Linked DNA regions of Mus musculus: region 1 is linked to region 2. Evidence: chromatin loops called from intact Hi-C (ENCODE). Cell type or tissue: left cerebral cortex. All regions are shown on one strand. Each heading gives the region's core, and the rest is flanking DNA. Links, peaks and the distances in the headings are about the cores only. Region 1 holds the start of Gm32647 (a long non-coding RNA gene). Region 2 has its middle 280 kb from the start of Gm15501.

What was found. A loop is a pair of places that touch in the nucleus more often than their neighbours do. Peaks named below come from ENCODE experiments on the same cell type or tissue, not always from the same donor. Only the 100,000 strongest peaks of a DNase experiment are listed, where the experiment ranks them.
Region 1: it touches region 2 in a loop (17-fold over the local background); 6 of 42 quality-filtered maps call a loop at or near these places.

Annotation. Positions count from the first base shown.
Region 1 is chr7:94,039,539-94,044,934 of GRCm38, reverse strand. Gm32647 (a long non-coding RNA gene) reads right to left here and starts at 2,439. Exons shown (of 6, transcript XR_869798.1): 1 at 1,977-2,439. In left cerebral cortex, for the core only: no CTCF peak of the experiment used is centred there; a DNase peak (open chromatin) is centred at 2,236; H3K4me3 peaks cover 569 bases.
Region 2 is chr7:93,460,319-93,465,714 of GRCm38, reverse strand. No RefSeq gene overlaps it. Among named protein-coding and RNA genes, the nearest start is that of Gm15501, 280 kb to the right of the region's middle. In left cerebral cortex, for the core only: a CTCF peak has its summit at 2,142; a DNase peak (open chromatin) is centred at 2,118.

The DNA of each region.
Region 1 (5,396 bases), core at 337-5,336, 580 kb before region 2:
GAAGGATGAGTGACTGGGACCGTGCAGGAAACTCCAGGAGCTTCCCCTAAGTGGGTTTGAGACAGCTGGCACATTAGAAAGCCCAGATCAACAGCTGAATTAAATTGCCCTTCATTTCTAGAGTTGGGTGTGTTGAAATCATGGCTTTGGATCTCTTAGATTATAGGCTGAGTTGGAAGAGTTTGGCAAGATAAAAACAGAGAGAGTACTTTGCCCCTCTCTAAGATTCCACCTCAAGTCCAGTCTGCCCTCTACCCGCCTTGTCATACCCTTAGTGCCAGGTTTGATGTATGATATAATACCAGGGAGATAGAAATATCTGCACGTTTATCCCAAGCTTAAGTATGAACCAAAGTGTGCAGTTAGAATTATAAGGTGAAGCTTTCAGGGTATTGCTTCTCACAGGACTCTACAGAATCTACTTAAATAAGGGTGTGGATGTCTCACATAGAAACAACAGATGTTGTGAAAGGCAAAGGTAGAAGTAAACATAAATGTTAAATTTCTATTATGGATGAAAACTTTCCATGAAGTTCTGTAAAGATACTAGCAACACTGCACTCTAAGGACAAGTAAAGGGGGCAACTCTGGGATTTTTTTTTCTGCCCTCTAAGGAGTCAGCTTGCAGGCAGATTCTCGCCTATCTCCCTTTGATTCCAGAGTGAGCCTCGGAGCCTCTTTAGTAAAAGAGGTTTCTTGACTTTCAAGATCAATGAGAAGTCCTGTGCTGGTGGTATCTTCCGTAAGAACCCCAGAATCCATATCAAGACAAGTTCCAGAGAATTATGTGGTAGCATTTACCCCTAAGGATAATAAACAGAAACTGTCCAAAGTCAAGCCCATATGTGAAGTGACATTGCTGGAGCCATCACATAGGCACGGGAACTTTTGTTTCCCAGCTGTGTGTTTCCCACAACTCCATTAAAGCCCCTCTGTCTCTTCAACTCATCGCTCATTGAGAAACGTCAAGGACTTGACTTGAATACAGGACTGTGGGCTTGTGAATATTTTCTTTATGGTTATTTCAAACCATATGGCTAATGCCTAACTACAATGGTTAATCTCTCAACAAACCTGTCCACAAAAGGACAAAAATGATTGCTGACAAAGCATGCAAACATTTCTAAAGTTTTCCTTTAATTAAAATTGCTGGTAATAGAAACACATGTTTAAGTTATGTTATACATGAGAAGTTACATACATGAGCATTATCACTGAAGCATAGAAGCTCTGGCTTAAAAATCCTATAGCTTTATTTGGAGAAAGAAAAACAAAAGCTCTCTAAATATAATACTAGATTCTAGTTTATTCTGGTGGAGAAAAATGCATCTTTTGGTTAAATCTTTACAGTGTCATGTTATCAAGATAGTTACTGCACCAAGACAAACTAGTTTATAACAATGAAAAACTTCTTTTCTTCAAAGCCACAGCCTTCAGACCTATTTAATAGTTTTTTTTAAAGAGGAAAAGACATTTGACACTCGTGTCTGAGACATACAGCAATTTGCATGAATATTAAGCTGTGATTCAGCAACTTTCCCTCCTGCTTCAATAACCCCACTTTAAACACTGAAGAGTTTGAATCTGTAAGTTTCCACCCATTGGCTTTTACTTTTAGAAGGCTGATACATATTTATCCCAGCAGTAGGAAAATATTTAAAGCTCTTTATATTACATGTGCAGAGTTCCATTACAATTGTCAACTAACTCAAAGGTTAGACTCATGCACTTAGGCTAACTGTCAAATTGCCTGCGAATCACAAAATGAGGACGAGTCTCAAATTTGCTGTCTACTTTGAAAGACTGGAGGGAGACCTGGAATTACCATATGCACTAAAACTTTAATCAGAAGAATCACTGCTGAACTCTGAAGTCCCTCTCTGCTGCGTCTCACACAGTGAAAAAGACTTTCTCAGTTAAAATGAATATTGCAACAAAGATTTTCCATATGTAAAGAAGAAACTGCAAGCACCTACCTGTAAGTAGGTGAGGTGGTTGGCTGGTTAGAAAAGAGAACTAAAAACTGGTTTTACCTGCAGCAAGCACCATGCAGACTCCTCCTCCAGCCTACTCGCTTTTGGAATAGGGTGCCTTCTTGCCAGAGCAGGTAAACAGCTGGGAAGAAGTGGCTGTCTCCAACTAGATGTGACAGCTGCGTGTTAGCGCGGAAACTGGGATCCTCTTGCTCCTTCAATAAATCAGGCAGAGGCTGCCGGTCTCAGCTCCGGAAACAGGAGATACTGCGATTGCTCATGCTCATGCCGCTTCACTTGAGGGGAAAGCGATGTGTGTGTGTGTGTGTGTGCACCAACTGCCAGCTTTAGGCTGAGCCGATGTGTTCTGCATACTCAAAAGGCTCGTGCTGGGTGGCTGCTTTTCCACAAAGACCCCCAGCCTTTTAGGGGAGGATTCATCCTCACTGACCTTGCTGCTGGGAATTCAGGCTGAAGTGAATGGCTCACTCTTCAATAGATTCAACAATCAATCAAATAAAGGAGATTGGATCAGTCTAAGATAGAGAAAGTACTCACTCTGGAAGCACCAAATTAAAAAAAAAAAGAAGAAAATCTCTGTTCAACATTTTACACCTGGAATTGATTTTTTTCCCTTTAATTTCCTGTCATGACCACCAAGCCTAATTGATGAGTGTCAAAGTTTCAACTTTCTGTGTTCTTTGCAGAGGCAACTCGGGGTCTTATCTAGAAACCAATTCAAACCACTCAATGCGCAGAGATCAGCACGTCGGGATTGAGTAGCTACAAGCAAATTGTGGTGGTTGAACTAACTTCTTAAACTAGATATCCCTTGTTCATCTCTGTATTAATTAGAAGAATGTCTACTAAGACATTTTACCATTATACATTATGTAACTGTAAGCAAGTCCCTTAAGCCTAAGAAGCTTCATATGAATATATGAAGCATAAGAGTGGGATATCTATAATGAGACACCTATGCAAGGCACAGGTGAAAAGTGCTGTGTATATTAGGAAGGGTTAACTACGAAGATACAGATTAAAATGATAATAATAATGAATGTCCACAAGTAATGTTCAAAGCCCTATTACATTAGTTCGATTCTTTGTGCTGTGATAAAACAACCTGGGGAAGGAAAGGTTCATTTCCACACACAGGACCCGTTTCATCCGTCAGGGAAGCCAAAGCAGGAACGTAGAAACAGAACTGTGGAGGGAACTAGCTCACTTGTTCCTGACTTGCTCAGTTACATTTCTTACACAGCCTCAGGCCTCTGAACAGAGATGGCACCACCCCAGTAGGCTGTTCCCATCTCCTTCAACTAGCAATCAAGAAAATGACTCACAGACGTGCCCATAGGTCAATCTAAAGGAGACAGTTCGTCGACTGAGGTTGCCTCTTCCCATGTCTTTCAAGGTGAAAAATTCAGCTAACTCTGCCAACTATGAAACACAAACCTTTCAAAGTTTATACGCTGAGTGACATGAGAAAGTTTCTCCGCTGTTCTCTCTAACCTTGCTGTGATTTCAGTCTGGTGCTCATCTATCTTAAAACTCAGATAAATTGATCTGGAAAAAGAGATCCACTATGCATGTTTTTCTCCCTTCAAAAATAGAAATCAAAGTCAACAAAGCAATTTCACCTTCAATGCAGGACAAGGAAAGAAAAATAGAGATCAGGAGGTTGATAGAGTTAGTCATGGAGTGCCTGGCTCCTGGAGCTTTCTCTGTAATGAGGATGGTGATAATGGTCACCATGGAAAGTAGAACTTTTTGTAGCCCACGCTGGGAGGCAGCACTTCTGAGGTGCTTACTATGTGGCACAGGCACCACTGGGACCATATCCCACATGCTGATATTGTAGTACAGAAGCACTGGGTGCAATTTTTAAGTGAGTTTTAGACCTTAGAGCATAGTACAGGAAAATCAGTGGCTAACAATCTTCCAAGGGGCCATTGTTTTATATAAATTTCTGTAAATATAGCTTAGCAGATCTAAGCTTAGCAGGTCATGATCTCTTTGGGGTTCAATGACTTTCAAAGGGCTCAACTAAGCTTATTGAAAAAAAACACAGATACTAACATTATGATTTATAAGAGTAGCAAAATTACAGGTATGAAGTAGTAGCAAAATTAATCTTATGGTTGGGGCCACCACAACGTGAAGAATTATATTAAAGGGTCACAGCATCAGGAAGGTTAAGAACCACTGAGATAGTTTAAGAAAAATAAAACTAACAAAACAAACAGAAAACAAACAGAAACACCTGTACTTTTTAGCTGGAAATAACTTCAAATACAAATATCTTGAACATAATATGAAAACTTTTCATGCTATGCACTTATTTATTATTAACATTTACGATACTGCCTATACTACAGTTTTGTCTGGGAGAAAGAGCAACAGACAAAGAGAGATAGAGCATTTCTAGAGCATTTTGAGACTAAGAAACATACACTATGTCTCTATTAGTTATTTGTGTATATGTTTTATAAACATGAAGCTATGTCTACTGACCCGGTCTGTGGGTCAGTCAACGGGGTCTGCAAGAGAAAGACTGGGGACACAGGGGCAAGAGACTCAAAGAATGGAGACAAGACAGGCTATCTGATCAAGAAACTATTATCAAGTCTCAAGTCTCAAGTTTTGTTTATTGGAAGGCAATTATGGGTATATAAGCACAAGCTGGGGAGTGCAACTGGAGACACTTAACCACAAGTCCATAGTGTATAGAAGAAAAACAAGATGTTATCAGAATGTGTTCAGCTGTGGTGGGCATCTTACAAAAACATCATGCTAGGAACAAAAGGTCTCTCGTCAGGGTGGGAAAGTCCCACCTGTAAGTAAGTAGCCCAAGATGGCTGCAGAGATGACAGCCACTTTCTGTTAGGAGTCAACTCCCAACAGTCTACATATAATAACATCTTAATAAATCTCAATAAATTTAGCAATAATGTTATAATATCATTAACTATTCTACCTTTCAGTTTGCTACTTGACAAAATAATGTATTTCTCTGTATACGATGTTATCTAGCATAGGGATAGGGGTTCTATTTACTTATACTCTCTCCACAAATATTTATTTTCATCAGTTAAATGGTTTTGTGTGTATGGAGAACTATAGTCTAACTTGATGTATAAACAGACTGTTACCTACCACCATAACCAAAATTAAGCAGGCATATATGTTCATATCTCTCTCATACACATAGATACACTATCTATATCTATCCTCTATCTCGTCTTTCTATCATTTATAATATGTCATATCTCTCGCTCACTTATGTCTCTGTCTCTGTCTCTCTCTCTCTGTCTCTCTCTCTCTCTCTCTCTCTCTCTATTTATATATATATATATATATATATATATATATATATATATATATATATCACTCGCACACATAGAGGGAAAAAGAAAGAAA
Region 2 (5,396 bases), core at 122-5,121:
TATTTCCTCTTATGAGAACTTTCATGTTGATCTGAACCAAATCTTGAAATCACTTCCTTGATAAATAAAACTCTGTACAACCTAATCTCAAACTACTCTCCCTTCTCTTCATGAGCCTCGTTAGTATTCTTTCCCAATCTTCAGATATGACAACCTTTATAATTATAATTGTAGCACTGTGGTTGGTCGTTCTGCTTGCTAGAACATTCTTATGCCTTTTGGGCATGAGTGACATCTTAGCATCCTACATTCTCACAGAAGGTTTTTTTTCTGACTATTAAACTTAAACTACTGCCTTTACCATGCAATATTTTGTGGTCTTCTTTTAATATATTTACAATAGGTTGAATAATAATACCATACATCTTCACATATGCATCTTCAAAGCCTATGAATATGTTATCTTATATGTTTAATGATTCTTTGAAGATATGATTAAATTAGCACCAAATTTGGAGGCAGGAATATGATTCTGAATTCAATGGGCGTTTCACTATAAGGCAGAGGCAGAGAAGCAAAAGTCAAGGGGAAGTTTGTAAGATCCTATGCTGTTGGATTTGAAGATGGAGTAAGGGTTCATGAGCAAATGATTGCAAGTAATCTTTGGATCTAGAAAAGTGTGGGAAAGAAATTTTCCACTAGATTCTCTGAACAGTGCACCCTTACTGTTGCTTTTACTTAGGACTTCTGACCTCCAGAAACAATAAAGTTTTGTGAGTTTATATAGTAGAAGCATAATGAAAGTATACACATTTTCACAACTGTAAAAAGACTGTTGCTGTAACAGAAAACAAACAATTTATAAGCGGCTTGAGAACTGAGCAATGAGTAGAGAATGAAGGGATTTCAGGGGTAAGTAATGGTAGATCCAAAAACTCCAACCTGATAAGTTCTTGCTCCTTTAGTTAACAATATGTGACTAGAATGTTATAAACTCAAGAAAATTTTGAACAAACAAAAAATTTCATATGATGAAATGGGAAGTTCTCAGCCTATCCAGATTGAAAACTAAACTAAACTTAAAATATTGAATGTCAGGGATTCTTTCCCTGGGAGAAAAGCAAAAATAAGTTTGGATGACATATTGCTAGTACCTTGAAAGAATCAAGGCCCAGAGCAATAAATCACACGGAAGAGATGAGCCATGCGCTCATGAGTTCTCTCAGACCTCTAAAGATACACTAGGAACATATATAAGATCATCCAAAAAACTATCATGAAGAACTTCCCTGTCCAATGAGTGGCATCTATGAGATGCTGTGAAATGCCTAGAAGTTCTTGAGAATGTTGCATCAGCAGAAAAACTGCCATTTTGGAATATAAATGAAAATGAAAGAATAAAATGTACAGGAAATACTGAAGCTCTCGTAATTCTACAGTTATTAAGTCATTCATAAAATTTCTATGTTGCATTCCCTTTTTATCATTCACGATAAAGGGTGGATCATTGAGGAAGCATAGTCACCAGATCCAACAGTAAATAAGACATGTGATAGAGTACTGAGGCTAGAATGTGTGACAAATCCTTACAATGGCAATGGGATCTAATTCCTCACCAACAGTGAGCTCTGTTAAAGATCATACTTGACTTAATCAAGTAAGCACCACACGCTTACTTACTATGCTAATGAGTGTGACATGTTCACATGTACAAGTAAGTGAAGATGTGACAGCCTAACACTTACAAACAGTTCTCATGTATAATTTTCTAAGTATTTCTGTACATCTCTAAGTGGTACAGAAAAACATCTTACCATTACAGAAATGCCTACAACATTATATTATGCTAAATAATATATTGTCAAACGAGTAATTACATGTAACATTAATATTTAATCCTAAGACACCTCAAGTTTGGCTAAGATATAGAGACAAATAATTGACACAACACCATATCAGAACACTGATCCATATTTTGTGTGTCATAAAAGTTGATGAGATTAGTTAATATTAATTATCAAAAATCATTGGATCTTTCATTGCTGATATGCCAATTTTTTATAATAGAGTTTTAGAACCAGATTTTTCTGTTGGGTGGTAACCAGAAATAACCTGAAACTTACATAATTTTAAACCTTTCCATTCTTCCCCCAAAATATATGTTTAACCAGGTCTGTGAGTCCAGCTTGATTTTCCAAATCTACTAGCTCCATCTGTGGGTCACTATTTAGAAATGCTGCTGAATTTTGTATATAAAAATTACACCTAGTAATTCCAAATCAGGCCTATCATGAAGTAGATAGATGATAGACATATTGAAAGATAGATAGATAGATAGATAGATAGATAGATAGATAGATAGATAGGTAGATAGATAGATAGATAGACACACAGACAAATAAATGATAGACATATAAACAGGTGTACAGATGGACACACAGATAGATGATTGACGATAGATTGATAGATAGATAGATAGATAGATAGATAGATAGATAGATAGATAGATAGATAGATGATAGATAGATAGATAGATAGATAGATAGATAGATAGATGATAGATAGATAGATAGATAGATAGATAGATAGATAGATAGATAGATAGATAGATAGATAGATAGATCTGCATGCTGCCCCACTGATAAAATCATGTAGTTGTGAAAAGTGATGTGACAGAAGGTTCAATTAATTTATAACATGCATGGGAACTTTTTTCTAAGTATATAGAAAACTGTATTTTAATAAAGAATTGGTTTTGATTTCTTACATTTTAAAGAATCAGATCAAAAGAAACCACACTAGGAGTCCATTGACAGATAAAAAGATAAGAACAATGTGATACATACAAGAATAAAGTTTTGGAGGTTGTAATAAAATGGGTGCAACTGGAGGTCATCATGTTGAAGTACTTAAGTTGATTGCAGTAAGACTAGAATCATGTTTTCTCTCAATTGCAGTTCTTGAATTTTATATAGATATATGAAATCATGAACAAATATCCCATAAAAATGAGTAAATCTGTCTAGGATGACAAAGGGAACCAACAGGAGGGTGGAGGAGAGGGAAGAAAAACAGAAAGCATGAGAGAGAATATGCTCAACAAACAATATATATGTGCAAGAGCTTGCAAAACAGAAATATATGACTAAAAACTGCAAATAGCTATTTAGAAAAGTTGTGTTCAGATATTTTCTCATTAAATTATTTCTTTCTCTTTTTAGATAATAAATTACATAATTTCTCACTTCTATTTCCTCCCTCCAAACCTTCTCAGATATCTCCTTGTTTTCTGTCAGATTCATGACCTCTTTTGTCATTAATTGATGTTGCATCTATATGTGTGTGTGTGTGTGTGTGTGTATGAGAGAGATATAGAGAGAGAATATATATGTATGTGTATGTTTATGTATATATATATACATATATATATACATGTATATATATATATATATATATATATATATATATATATATATATATATATATATATATATTCCTAAATATAACCTGCTCAGTCTGCACAATGTTACTTGTATGTATGTTTGCAAAGCTGACCATTTGGTATTGGATAAGAAAACAAAATCTGTTTCTGTTTGGGTGTTGCTGATTTTCTTTTTTTATTTTTTCAATTTTTTATTAAGTATTTAGCTCATTTACATTTCCAATGCTATACCAAAAGTCCCCCATACACACACCCCCAATCCCCTACCCACCCACTCCCCCTTTTTGGACCTGGCTTTCCCCTGTACTGAGGTATATAAAGTTTACAAGTCCAATGGGCCTCTCTTTGCAGTGATGGCCGACTAGGCCATCTTTTGATACATATGCAGCTAGAGACAAGAGCTCTGGGGTACTGCTTAGTTCATATTGTTGTTCCACCTATAGGGTTGCAGTTCCCTTTAGTTCCTTGAGTGCTTTCTCTAGTTCCTCCATTGGGGGCCCTGTGGTCCATTCAATAGCTGACTGTGAGCATCCACTTCTGTGTTTGCTAGGCCCTGGCATAGTCTCACAAGAGACAGCTATATCTGGGTCCTTTCAGCAAAATCTTGCTAGTGTATGCAATGGTGTCAGCGTTTGGAAGCTGATCATGGGATGGATCTCTGGATATGGCAATCACTAGGTGGTCCATCCTTTCGTCACACTTCCAAATTTTGTCTCTGTAACTCCTTCCATGGGTGTTTTGTTTCCTATTCTAAGAAGGGGCAAAGTGTCCACACTTTGGTCTTCGTTCTCTTGAGTTTAATGTGTTTAGCAAAGTATATCTTATATCTTGGGTATCCTAAGTTTCTGGGCTAATATCCACTTATCAGTGAGTACATATTGTGAGAGTTGTGATTGGGTTACCTCACTCAGGATGATGCCCCCCAGGTCCATCCATTTGGCTAGGAATTTCATAAATTCATTCTTTTTAATAGCTGAGTAGTACTCCATTGTGTAAATGTACCAGATTTTCTGTATCCATTCCTCTGTTGAGGGGCATCTGGGTTCTTTCCAGCTTCTGGCTATTATAAATAAGGCTGCTATGAACATAGTGGAGCATGTGTTCTTCTTACCCGTTGGGACATCTTCTGGATATATGCCCAGAAGAGGTATTGCTGGATCCTCCGGTAGTACTATGTCCAATTTTCTGAGGAACCGCCAGACTGATTTCCAGACTGGTTGTACAAGCTTGCAATCCCACCAACAATGGAGGAGTGTTCCTCTTTCTCCACATCCTCACCAGCATCTGCTGTCACCTGAATTTTTGATCTTAGCCATTCTGACTGGTGTGAGGTGGAATCTCAGGGTTGTTTTGATTTGCATTTCCCTGATGATTAAGGATGTTGAACATTTTTTCAGGTGCTTCTCTGCCATTCGGTCTTCCTCGGGTGATAAATCTTTGTTCAGTTCTGAGCCCCATTTTTAATGGGGTTATTTGATTTTATGGAGTCTACCTTCTTGAGTTCTTTATATATATTGGATATTAGTCCCCTGTCTGATTTGGGATAGGTAAAGATCCTTTCCCAATCTGTTGGTGGTCTTTTTGTCTTATTTACGGTGTCTTTTGCCTTGCAGAAGCTTTGCAATTTTATGAGGTCCCATTTATTGATTCTAGATCTTACAGCACAAGCCATTGCTGTTCTATTCAGGAATTTTTCCCCTGTACCCATTTCTTCGAGGCTTTTCCCTACTTTCTCCTCTATAAGTTTCAGTGTCTCTGGTTTTATGTGGAGTTTCTTAATCCACTTAGATTTGACCTTAGTACAAGGAGATAGTACTGGATCAATTCGCAATCTTCTACATGATAACAGCCAGTTGTGCCAGCACCATTTGCTGATTTTCTTTAATCTCAAAAAGTTCTCTCTCTCTCTATATATATATATATATATATATTATATTTATATATACATGCAGACAAATACATATATATGTATGCATGTATATATGTAAATAGATAAAGATAGTAGAACATGGGG